Regions from separate parts of the Homo sapiens genome. Here regions 1 and 3 are each linked to region 2. The links are chromatin contacts, found by Hi-C or POLR2A ChIA-PET in ENCODE. All regions are on one chromosome and are shown on one strand. The core of a region is the stretch at or near the end of the contact, and the rest is flanking DNA. Distances in the headings are between cores, read along the strand shown. Region 1 holds the start of LINC03108 (long intergenic non-protein coding RNA 3108). Region 2 holds the start of RBM34 (RNA binding motif protein 34). Region 3 holds the start of LNCATV (lncRNA negative regulator of antiviral signaling).

Region 1 (3,537 bases), core at 801-3,300, 180 kb after region 2:
ATGTGTGTATATTTTCTGACTGTAAGTATGCTTCATATGTATTGTAGGCAATTTTAAGACATACAGAAAATGTGAGGAAAGTAAAAATCATCCCCAAATCCCACTCTGCAGAGGTGACCACTGTCAACGATTTGATAAGCCTCCAGGTGTCTCTTTTATGAATACGCCCTCACAACAACATTTTTACATAAATGGGCTGCAAATGTTGTATCAGCTCCTACTTTTTATCTATCAGAATGATCCATGTGAATATCTTCCTATGGCTTTGGATGTAGATTTCCAACATTATGTTTAATGGTTGCATAGCATATGATTAAACATACTATAAGTCACTGACTCAATCACTTCTAGGTTGTTTCAGCTTTATTTATTTTTTAGATTTATTTGCCACACTGTGATGACTATCTGTGCAATTTTTTTCTGGTGGCTCAACTGAGAATAAATTCCTAGTTTTAAAATTAAGAAGACAAAGAGTACTCATGAATAATTTTAATGTACAGGGTCAAATTTCTCCCAGAAAATGTATAACACTAAACATCTACCAATAATAAGGAGAGTTCCCATTTCCACACTCTCTGGCCAACACTAGCCATTGACAATATTTAAAGTTTTGGCCAATCTGATAGGTTAAAACTGATGTTTTATTGTTGTATTGATTTGCCTTTCCTAGATCATTTTACTTTTGAATGGTACTGTTTATGGTTAAATAGAGGCAAAAATAATGACTTCATATGAGGATATCATTACTACATGAGGAACTAAGGCTGGCATGAAGGCAGACATATGTTATTCAGAGAGCCATGGTGCCAGGTGCCTAGCACAGAACAGTTTGATAACCATTTGAGGGTAATAATATTTTGTTGATTGATTGATTTATGGACTCACCGGTGACTACTTTCAGGAACTGGTTGAATGGCATCTAGAAGCCTGCATGGCTCTGGTCATAAAGGATGACAGGATGACATTTGCCTATAACTGCAAGGCCACTTGCAGGCAGAATGCACGTCCCATGTCTTGTTGATGTCTGTGCAAGATCCACCTGATCTAATCTACCTGACCTCCCTGGCTCAAGGGATCTTCTTGCTTCGGCCCCACAAGTAAATGGGACTAAAGGCATGTACCACCAAGCCTGGGTAATTTTTGTATTTTTAGTAGAGACGGGGTTTCACCATGTTGCCCAGGCTGGTCTCGAACTCCTGGACTCAAGCGATCTGCCTGCCTCGGCCTCCGTAAGTGCTGGGATTACAGGCGTGAGCCATGGCGCCTGGCCTCCCTTGGTCTCGAATGGGTCTCCCCATTTCTTTCCTTTCTGGGATAGGAAGATGACAGCTTCACTTCAGCCAATGTCACCAAGAATTTCTCTCCCTTCCGAGATTGGAAGGTGACAGCTTCATTTCAGCCAATGCAACCAAGAGAGGCTTCGGGAAAGTCAGAAGATGGCTAACGCTGCCTGTGACCTAGTGCAAGGGGGAACTGGAAGCCCCCAGGGACGATGGTGGAGAAACTGAGAACATGGGGTGGCAACTCTGCCCTGCCAGCCTCCGTGGTGGACTCTTGCCACGACGAACAGCCAGGGTGGGAGAGGCCCACTGCAGGGAGCTACTCCTTCCAGGCCTGGTGCGCAGTGGTTTCCTGCCTTGCTAAATGGCCGTTGCTCGGTGGTGATGATTCATGGCATTTGGAAAGTGTGGCTGTGTTCTGAACAGGGAAGTGAAAAATAACACAGCCAAGGTCAGTGCAGGACAGGATAGGGGCTGTTACAAAATGTGCAGTTTTACTCTGAAAAATGCAGGGGGTGGGGAGCCACAGTAAACTCGGTCCTGGTGGTTCACACCGCGTGCGTGGCGCCCTGCTTGCTCTCCTTTACAGCATCAACTTTTCCGAGTGTCAGTCACTAATTTGTCCCTTGGAAGCGGCTGCTGGTCTTGGCTGAGCGGCTGTGGGTAGGAGGAAGTGGATGCGTGATTCAGTGAGTGTCTGCTTCCTCTCTGACTCAGGATTGGATCTGTTTCTGAGGGTGGTGCCAGGGGGCACAGTGTGGCTTTAGCTAGATTCTTTGAACTTGGAGTCAAACCTGAGGCTCTGACCCCTTGTAGCCGCTGGCCCTCCCTTGACCCCTTTGGATGAGTGAGGGGGCTCAGCTGGACCCTATGACCTTGCTTCACATTGGGTAAGCCTTCTGACCTGAGGCCTTCCTGTGGTTTCAGCTGAGAGAGGCTAGTGACATAGAGAGCCGAGGCAAATCCTGGATCTGTGCCTGCCTCAAGAGCTCCCTCCTTTGTGGGAGTTGCATTTGGGGGAGCAGCATAGTTCTCAGGGGCTCCACCTAGGCAGGCGCTAGACTGATGGAGGAGGCAGTTGAAGGAGGAGGTAGTTTTCTTGTGGTCCCTTTGTCTATTTAGCCAATGATACGATAGGAGAGGGTCAGGTGGGGAGCTGAGACATTCCGAAGTGAAAAGTCAGGATTGGCTTTTTCTTCTAGAGCATGGAGTTTTCCAAGGATCTGTCACTAGTGTGCCGTCTGAACAGACATCGCTGCTGACACCTAAAACCTCTTCTAAGAAACACTCCAATTATTCAGATAATTGCTTGTGCCTAAGACTGTATAACCTAAGAGTCGGGTGCAGGCTTGATAAAGAATTGGAAGCCCTCTGCAAAACTGCTACAGGTGTTCTGTGTTCCGACGCCCTCCATCACCTTGGACAGGGGTTCTTCTTCCGGCCCAGTCTCTCCCATTTCCTCTTTTCTCCCTCCATCTCCTCCCATTTGCTTGGCCAGAGCAGAGGCTCGGCTGGTCTAGTTCAGGTAGGATGGCCAGCATCCAGTCACTGCCATATTCAACAAGGACTTGAGAGCTTCTAGAGAGAGAAATGCAAGTCAAACCAGCCTGGGCTTTTAAAAGGGGGCTTTGTGTGACCCTGGACACCTGCAACTGGGAGCCAACACTGCCACGTGCTCTCTCTTTTCTCACGCCTCAACTTCCTCTGAATACTGATCTAAATCTCTTTGCTAAGCTTCCTCTCTATGGCAGGTAATGTGCACGATGGCAGCTTTTGCTTATTGTACCTCATGACTTCACTGCCAGAAAGGGACAGAGAGGGGCCTTCACGGCCTTCACTGGGGCCAGGTGACCATCATTGGCTCAAACACTGCGGCTTGGGAAGAGCTGAACTGATGCCTGCTCACATCTGGACTCTGATTTGTGCTAGGGAGGGGGTACTTTCCAGAAGAAGGGGCCCCTGTCCTGGAAGACATACAATGGAGCCCACCACCGTGGTGCTGAGAGCTATTCCCAAGTCCTAGGGCGCAGTGGGCCCTCCTCCTTCGCCTCTGCTTCCCCTGCCTGGCAGTGAGGGGCATGGCCTGGGGGAGGGGTGACATCTGTCCACAGAGCCCATTGTTTTTTGGCTTGAAAATCCATAGGAAAATGGGGGTTTTTCTCAGCTCCCTTTTTTTGGAGTGGGGGCAGCAGCCGTGTGATTTTCTGAGTGGAATGCCTTGGAGGATCTAAGCGGTGAGTGAAGGAAGAACAAAAGA
Region 2 (3,224 bases), core at 138-2,637:
TGGCTTGAGCCCAGGAAGTCAAGGCTGCAGTGCGCCGTGATCTCACCACTACACTCCAGTCTGGGTGACAGAGCAACACCTTGTCTGAAAGAAAATAAGAACAAAGTCAAATCCTATTTTGCCACTCAAACTATTGGATGATTTAACTAGTAATCTTTTATTACCCTGAGAGTCAATTTAACAAATATTCACTATGTACAGCTAATAGAGACACAGCATACATGATGAATAAAACATAATCCTTACTGTCTTGCCTTTACATCTAAAGAGACTGTAACTAACACTAAAGCAGACCAAAAATGATTATAGTAAGTACCATGGGGGCTTGGGAAAATATCCCTATTGTAAATAGCAAAGAATTTTTTTTTTTTTTTTTTTGAGCCAGGGTCTGCCGCTTAGGCTGGAGTGTAGTGATGCGATCACAGCTTACTGCAGCCTCGACCTTCCAGGGCTCAAGGGATCCTCTTGCCCGAGCCTCTCAAAGTGCTGGGACTACAGGCGCCGAGCGCGAAGGTGCCCGTCTAATTTCTTTTCTGTAGAGAATAAGTCTCGCTAGATCGACCAGGCTGGTTCAAACTCCTAGTCCTCACGCAATCCTCCCACTTCGGCCTCCAAATGTGTTAGGATTACAGGCGAGCCACCGCACCTGGCTGCAAAGAAATACTAAGTTAGACAGTATCTGAGGTAGGCCTTGAAGGATGGACATTATTTTGCAGAAGGGGAAAGAGGAGGGCAATTACAACAGAGGGGACAGGAATAACAACTGTAGAGGCAGTGGAGAAAGCAGGCTAGAATGTCAGGGGCTGGAGGGAGATGAGTCTGGGAAGACGGGCTGAGAACACCTTGAAGCGTTTTGAATGCCAAGTATCTACTTTTCCAGGTAGAATAGCAGGTCCGCATTACAATCTTTCGAATTGTATGTTGACGTGACTCGTTAGAGTTGTGGTTTTTATTTTGGAATAATGTCATGTTTCAGACAAGTTGCAAGAAGAGTACAAAGAATTCCTTTGTACTCTTCACAGCGATTAGCAAATTGTAAACACCCCACTGCGTTCACCCCTAACCGCATTTCTTGCCAAACCTCCCTCCCTCCTTTTCAACAAGTCAGTATTCTACGTGTTTCTCTCTCGGCTTGGGTGGACACCCCGCTCCTAGCCTGGCTGATTCTTCACACTGCAGGCTTCAACCACTCCCAGAAGACGTCCTTCACTCCCAAAATGAGGCTTTTCTGAAACGGCGAGGACCACCAACCGACGGCGACAAACCTGCTCCCTCACCCAGCGCCTCCCTTCGCCGCCGCCCGGCGGCCGACTGCCGGAGGGGAGGGGGCGTGGCCAGAGAGCGGAAGTGCCCGGAACCCGGAAGTGCGAGCTGGCGCGCAGCTGCAGTCTGGGAGTCTTTGGAGTAAGAATGGCCTTGGAAGGGATGAGCAAACGGAAGAGAAAGAGAAGTGTCCAGGAGGGGTGAGTGGCGCGCGGCACGAGTACCTGGGGAGGGATGTTGTACGTTCCCTCGTGCTGGCGAAGCGGTGGTGCGTGGCGTGGCTGAGTTTCTGTCGTCCATTTCTAGAGAGAATCCTGACGACGGCGTTCGCGGGAGTCCGCCGGAAGACTACAGGCTTGGACAGGTCGCCAGTAGCTTATTTCGCGGCGAACACCATTCCAGAGGTGGCACCGGTCGGCTGGCGTCCCTCTTCAGTTCTCTGGAGCCCCAGATTCAACCCGTGTACGTGCCTGTGCCTAAAGTAAGTCACTGGGCTTTCTTCCCGAATAGCTCGTTAGAACCACTTACATACAAAGCAATCTTCTTACCTACCGCGTGAAGCGTGATTTCTAAAGGGGGCAGACAGGATTCATTTTAAGTAACCTTTCATGACTCTTACATACCAGTGAGAGAGAAGAGATTCTCATTTAGAAAGACTGAATTATGGCTTAGGGTCAGAATTCTAGAAGTATGGGGTCTCAAATATAACTTCAAACTTTTAAAAAGCAAACCATCAAAAAAACGAAACGGAATGAGGAGGAAGAAAGTACATCCCAGATTGAAAGACCACTTTCGCAAGAACCTGCCAAAAAAGTGAAAGCGAAGAAGAAACACACTAACGCAGAAAAAAAGTTGGCAGACAGGTTGGTAAAATTCTCTTATTTGATGTTAAAGAAATTAGATGGTAAATTAACATTCCTATACTTGGAATATTCGTCAGTTTTATTTCATATTTCTACTTTCTTTCAAAACTTTTATTATGGAAAATCCAGTACATATAGAAAAGTTGAAAAGGCTAAGAAACCCCGTGTACTCAGCATCAGCAATTACTAATATTTGGCTAACCTTTTTGTATTTTTACCCCACTCATATACCCCCTCATTATTTGTTTTTGTTTGTTTTGAGATGGAGTCTTGATGCCACGCCCAGGCTGCAGTAGAGTGCAGTGATCTCAGCTCACTGCAACCTCCGCTTCCCAGGTTCAAGCGATTCTCCTGCCTCGGCCCTGAGTAGGTGGGACTACAGGCCTGCGTCACCATGCCCAGCTAATTTTTGTATTTTTAGTGGAGACAGGGTTTCACCATGTTGGCCAGGCAGGTCTGGAACTCCTGACCTCAAGCGATCTGCCCACCTCGGCCTCCGAAAGTGTTGAGATTACAGGTGTGAGCCACCTCGCCCAGCTACCACCTCATTATTTGGAAGCAAAATGAAAATTTATGTTTCATCTATAAATATTTCAGCATGTATATAAAAGAATTTGGTTTGCGTTTCTTTTTTTTTTTTTGAGACGGAGTTTTGCTCTTTTTGTCCAGACTGGAGTGCAGTGGCCTGATCTCAGCTCACTGCAACCTCCACCTCCCGGGTTTAAGTGATTTTTCCTGCCTCAGGCCTCCCGTGGAGCTGAGATTACAGGTGCCACCATGCCCGGTTAATTTTTTGTGTTTTTAGTAGAGACAGAGTTTCATCATGTTGGCCAGGTTGGTCTTGAACTCCTGACCTCAGGTGATCCACCCACCTCAGCCTCCTAAAGTGCAGGGATTATAGGCATGAGCCACTGCACCTGGCCTGGTTTGCTTTTTAAAAAAAAAATTTTTTTTTTTTTTTTTGAGCTGGAGTCTCACTCTGTCGCCAAGGCTGGAGTGCAGTGGCGCAATCTTGACTCACTGCAACCTCCGCCTCCTGGGTTCAAGTGATTCTTCTGCCTCAGCCTACTGAGCAGCTGGGACTATGGGCGCGCCATC
Region 3 (3,262 bases), core at 366-2,865, 200 kb after region 2:
TTCTCTATGCTTTGCTGGTCTGAGTAGACAGGGTTGGTAATGACCCCAAATGGAACACTTCTCTAAGTGATGGGAAGATCTCATGCAGTGTCCTTCATCAGAAGTACCCATTACCTAGTGCCCTTGTTGGCACTGGAGCTGGAAGGCTCAGGATAGCAGGGAACAGGCAGCCCACAGTCCTGGAAGCAGGCCTGGTGGCACAGGCCTGGGTATGGAGTGTCAGTGGTGGCAGAAGAGGGGAGTCACTGTTTTCTTCATTAGTTAATGCCTCTCCCCTGGAGGGAGGGCAAGAGCTATGGTCTACACAGCCAAAGTGAGAGGGTGGTTGAGCAATTCTCCAGCAAACTCAGGCAAAATCAGGCAAGCATATTTAGGCCTAGAAGTCCTGGTTACCACAGCCTAAAGTGATAGGGACAGAAAGTGAAAGGAACAGAAAACCAGTCTGTATTTGTTTTATGTGAATTTTGGAGCAATGGCTTTTCCAAAGGAGGAAAGAAGAAGTTATTCTTTTTAAAACACAGTTGAAGAAGAGGATGCTTTTCCTATGGACATAGTAGGCCATTTACCAACGAGTTATTAAGATAAAAAATACCTACTGGGCCTGTGTAGGAAGCCTGGAATTCTCTTACTTTATTGTATTTTCCTCTAAGGATATATTGCGTTATTCCACAACAGGCTGGTCATAATCTTTGAGAGATTTACTTCTGAGACTTTTTGGTGTGGCTTCATTCACACTTCACATTTCCTAAGAGAGACAATTTTGGCTACTTTGAAAGAACCCTCCCTCAAACATAAACATCACAGCATCCTGACTTTAGAGTGTCTGTCTCAACATTTCAATGTTAGAAGGTTTATTGGAATGCAGACAAATAAAATAAGATAAATAAAATCTCAGTGTGCTTAAACTGAGAGCAGGTTCTTTTTTGGAAGATGTGCGTGTGTGTGTGTGTGTGTGTGTTGATGAGCTAAGTGTTGATTATAACCCAAAAAGACGGAAAGTGTGAGATTAGATAAGTGTCTGCTAGATCCATTATTGCTGTGTGCATTCTGTGAAATGGGCTTAGAGTTCACTGGTTGTAGCTGCAGGATAAAGTTCACTTGTTGTTTATTCTCAGTCTGATTAGGCCACCATTGAAAACAGAATGTGAACTACTGTCCAGAAGCCCTCTGTGAACTTCAGGTCTGCCTTAGGAGGGACGCTTCCAGCGAGGGAGCGCGTGATGAAGTCTGCAGGCATTGCTGGGGCAACGCTAAGTGGCCGCTGGCCAGGGTAGAAGTTAAACCAGGAGATGGCTGTCAAATGCAGTTGTTAGGTGTGGCACATCTTTCTCAAGCTGCTGAGCTGAGCAGGAAAGAGAGACGTTTGTTTATGGATTTATCTCATCTATAAGACACTCTTATTAGATGAACTCTATATCAGTTCTATGTAGAACTCTGTACCAGTTCTATAAGGCACTCTTTAATCTGAATCTTTTTATTTGCTCAAGAGAAAAATAAGTCTGACTTGCATCCCATTGAAGATTTAGATTGCACTGTTTACATCTTTCACCTGCGCCGCGGTAGCGTCCTCTACCGATGCTATCCTACGTTGATTTTTCCAGCAACCTGGGAAGCAACCTCATAGGTGGTTTGGGATGTCTTTTGGCTGTGCTTAAAAATTTCCAACAGATTTGCTACACATCTTAGGATAAATATGTTTCCTGTGAATTGTGATGATTTCTTACAGTACATTTGCAAGCATGTGTATGCATCTGCAGGAAACATAGCCTGGCTCTGTGAAGGAATACTGCTGTGACCGCAAAACTGTTTCTGTAGAATTTTCTCCGGTGTGGTCATCCTGCCTTCAGGTCAGTGAATAGATGGTGTTTGGACAGCGTCTGGCACAGATACTTTAACCTTAAAGCTTAATGTATAACTGGTATTTTTTCCCCCTTCTGTGTCAGCAATTGGCAACGGGACACTGTAAATAAGGATTCTGGTTTGTAAATGGACGTCTGTTCCTCCAGGGGAGGGGAAGGCTGGAGTAAGCAGTTTTGAAATTCATGCTGCAAGTGATAAGATAATTTGAGTAACCTGTAAGACCTGTGGATTCACAGGTTTCAAAAACAGGAAAGTCTCTTGTTTGAAAACCCTCTAAAGCAACATGTGGGCTTAGAAAAGAAGCCGGCTTGTGGTTTGGTGATTGTACTTCCTTATTGATATAATGGCCGCTGACGCAAGGCCTCCTGGGATTGCAGCGCGGTGACCGCAGGCCTGACGGTTACCCTGACCGGGTTCTGAAACAGCCCGGGGCTTTCAGCACAGATGAGAAGTCTAAAAATTTCCCTTTTCATTTCCTCTCTTGTGTGACTTTGTCATTTTTAAAAAAACTGGTCACAGAAAAGGGAATTTTGCCCATGCTTTTAAGGAGTTTATCTCGACTGAGTAGCTTCCCCGCCACTCCTCTAAAATCCCTCCTCAAAAACCCCAAGTTAAAAAAAAAAAAGATCTATTCTTGTAGATTTTTTTTGTGTGGGTCTATGTTTCATTCATCTGCTTTCAGGCTGGATTTATAACAAGCAGAACTTTTAAAACGGTATGATTTTAAAATAAAATTAAAAAAAAAACACGCTGAGATCTTTCCATAGCTTTGGCTTCTGGGAGTTGAAAGCGCAGGTACGTGCTACATCTTCTGGAAACCTAACCCTCGCACGCCAAGCGGGAGGCTCTTTTGGTCAAATACTCCCAGGACTTATGCTTGAGTTCTGAAATAAGTGAAAGCAGATGCCATTCCTGTGCGACATAGCTAACTGACCGCAGCCCAGAAAGTTCTGTTGGCTAGCTGTGTGGGGGCTGTCTTAAGCCCTGAAAACATTCTGCATCAGAACTCAGCTTCAGAAAGGGGTTCCTGCTCTCCTGTCTGCCCTGGAGATAGTCACGCATGACAGCTTGTGGGCTGACTGAGCATTTAGGCAGCTGCTTTTCCTCTCTCCCTCCAGGAGGAAAATAGAGCAAAAAGGTAGAACTTACTTCCACACCCAAGTTTCTCCTGAAAGCACTGTGCCTGTTTTGTTTGCTACACATCTTGGGTATGTATGTTTGCATCTATGCATGCAGGCATGCATGAGTTATTTATGTGTGTTATTTGGTCCAGCCTTGAAGCTCCTTTTATTTTTCAGTGAATTGAAAGAAGGTAACCTTTGGATGTATATATTTTAGTGCTCCAGCAGATTACCAGTGAAACATGCCGACTCTCACCAAACCACCCCATGTTGCCAAATCT

What was found. Hi-C counts contacts between places; a loop is a spot of excess contacts on that map. ChIA-PET counts read pairs that join two places held with the same protein, here RNA polymerase II (POLR2A). Pooled maps may share reads with other maps.
Region 1: a pooled map shows a loop between it and region 2 (3-fold over the local background). The contact joins the promoter of LINC03108 here to the promoter of RBM34 in region 2. A Hi-C loop is called at or near these places in 3 of 50 pooled maps. POLR2A ChIA-PET finds 5 or more read pairs at or near these places in 5 of 52 experiments (GM12878, OCI-LY7, PC-9 and 2 more).
Region 3: a loop to region 2 is called in a map of PC-9, with 6 times the contacts of the local background. The contact joins the promoter of LNCATV here to the promoter of RBM34 in region 2. A Hi-C loop is called at or near these places in 1 of 168 maps with a recorded cell type or tissue (PC-9) and 6 of 50 pooled maps. POLR2A ChIA-PET finds 5 or more read pairs at or near these places in 4 of 52 experiments (GM12878, HCT116, OCI-LY7 and 1 more).

What each region holds. Positions count from the first base shown.
Region 1 is chr1:234,979,289-234,982,825 of GRCh38, reverse strand. It overlaps LINC03108 (long intergenic non-protein coding RNA 3108), which reads left to right and starts at 2,050. Exons shown (of 2, transcript NR_186308.1): 1 at 2,050-2,170; 2 at 2,483-3,537. RefSeq lists an enhancer at 2,788-3,291.
Region 2 is chr1:235,159,413-235,162,636 of GRCh38, reverse strand. RBM34 (RNA binding motif protein 34) reads left to right here and starts at 1,387. Exons shown (of 11, transcript NM_015014.4): 1 at 1,387-1,463; 2 at 1,570-1,744; 3 at 1,990-2,126. The coding sequence starts at 1,411. RefSeq lists enhancers at 1,053-1,232, 934-2,133, 2,420-3,024.
Region 3 is chr1:234,962,352-234,965,613 of GRCh38, reverse strand. It overlaps LNCATV (lncRNA negative regulator of antiviral signaling), which reads left to right and starts at 1,615. Exons shown (of 4, transcript NR_125945.1): 1 at 1,615-1,847. RefSeq lists enhancers at 1,967-2,016, 2,037-2,336, 1,650-2,849.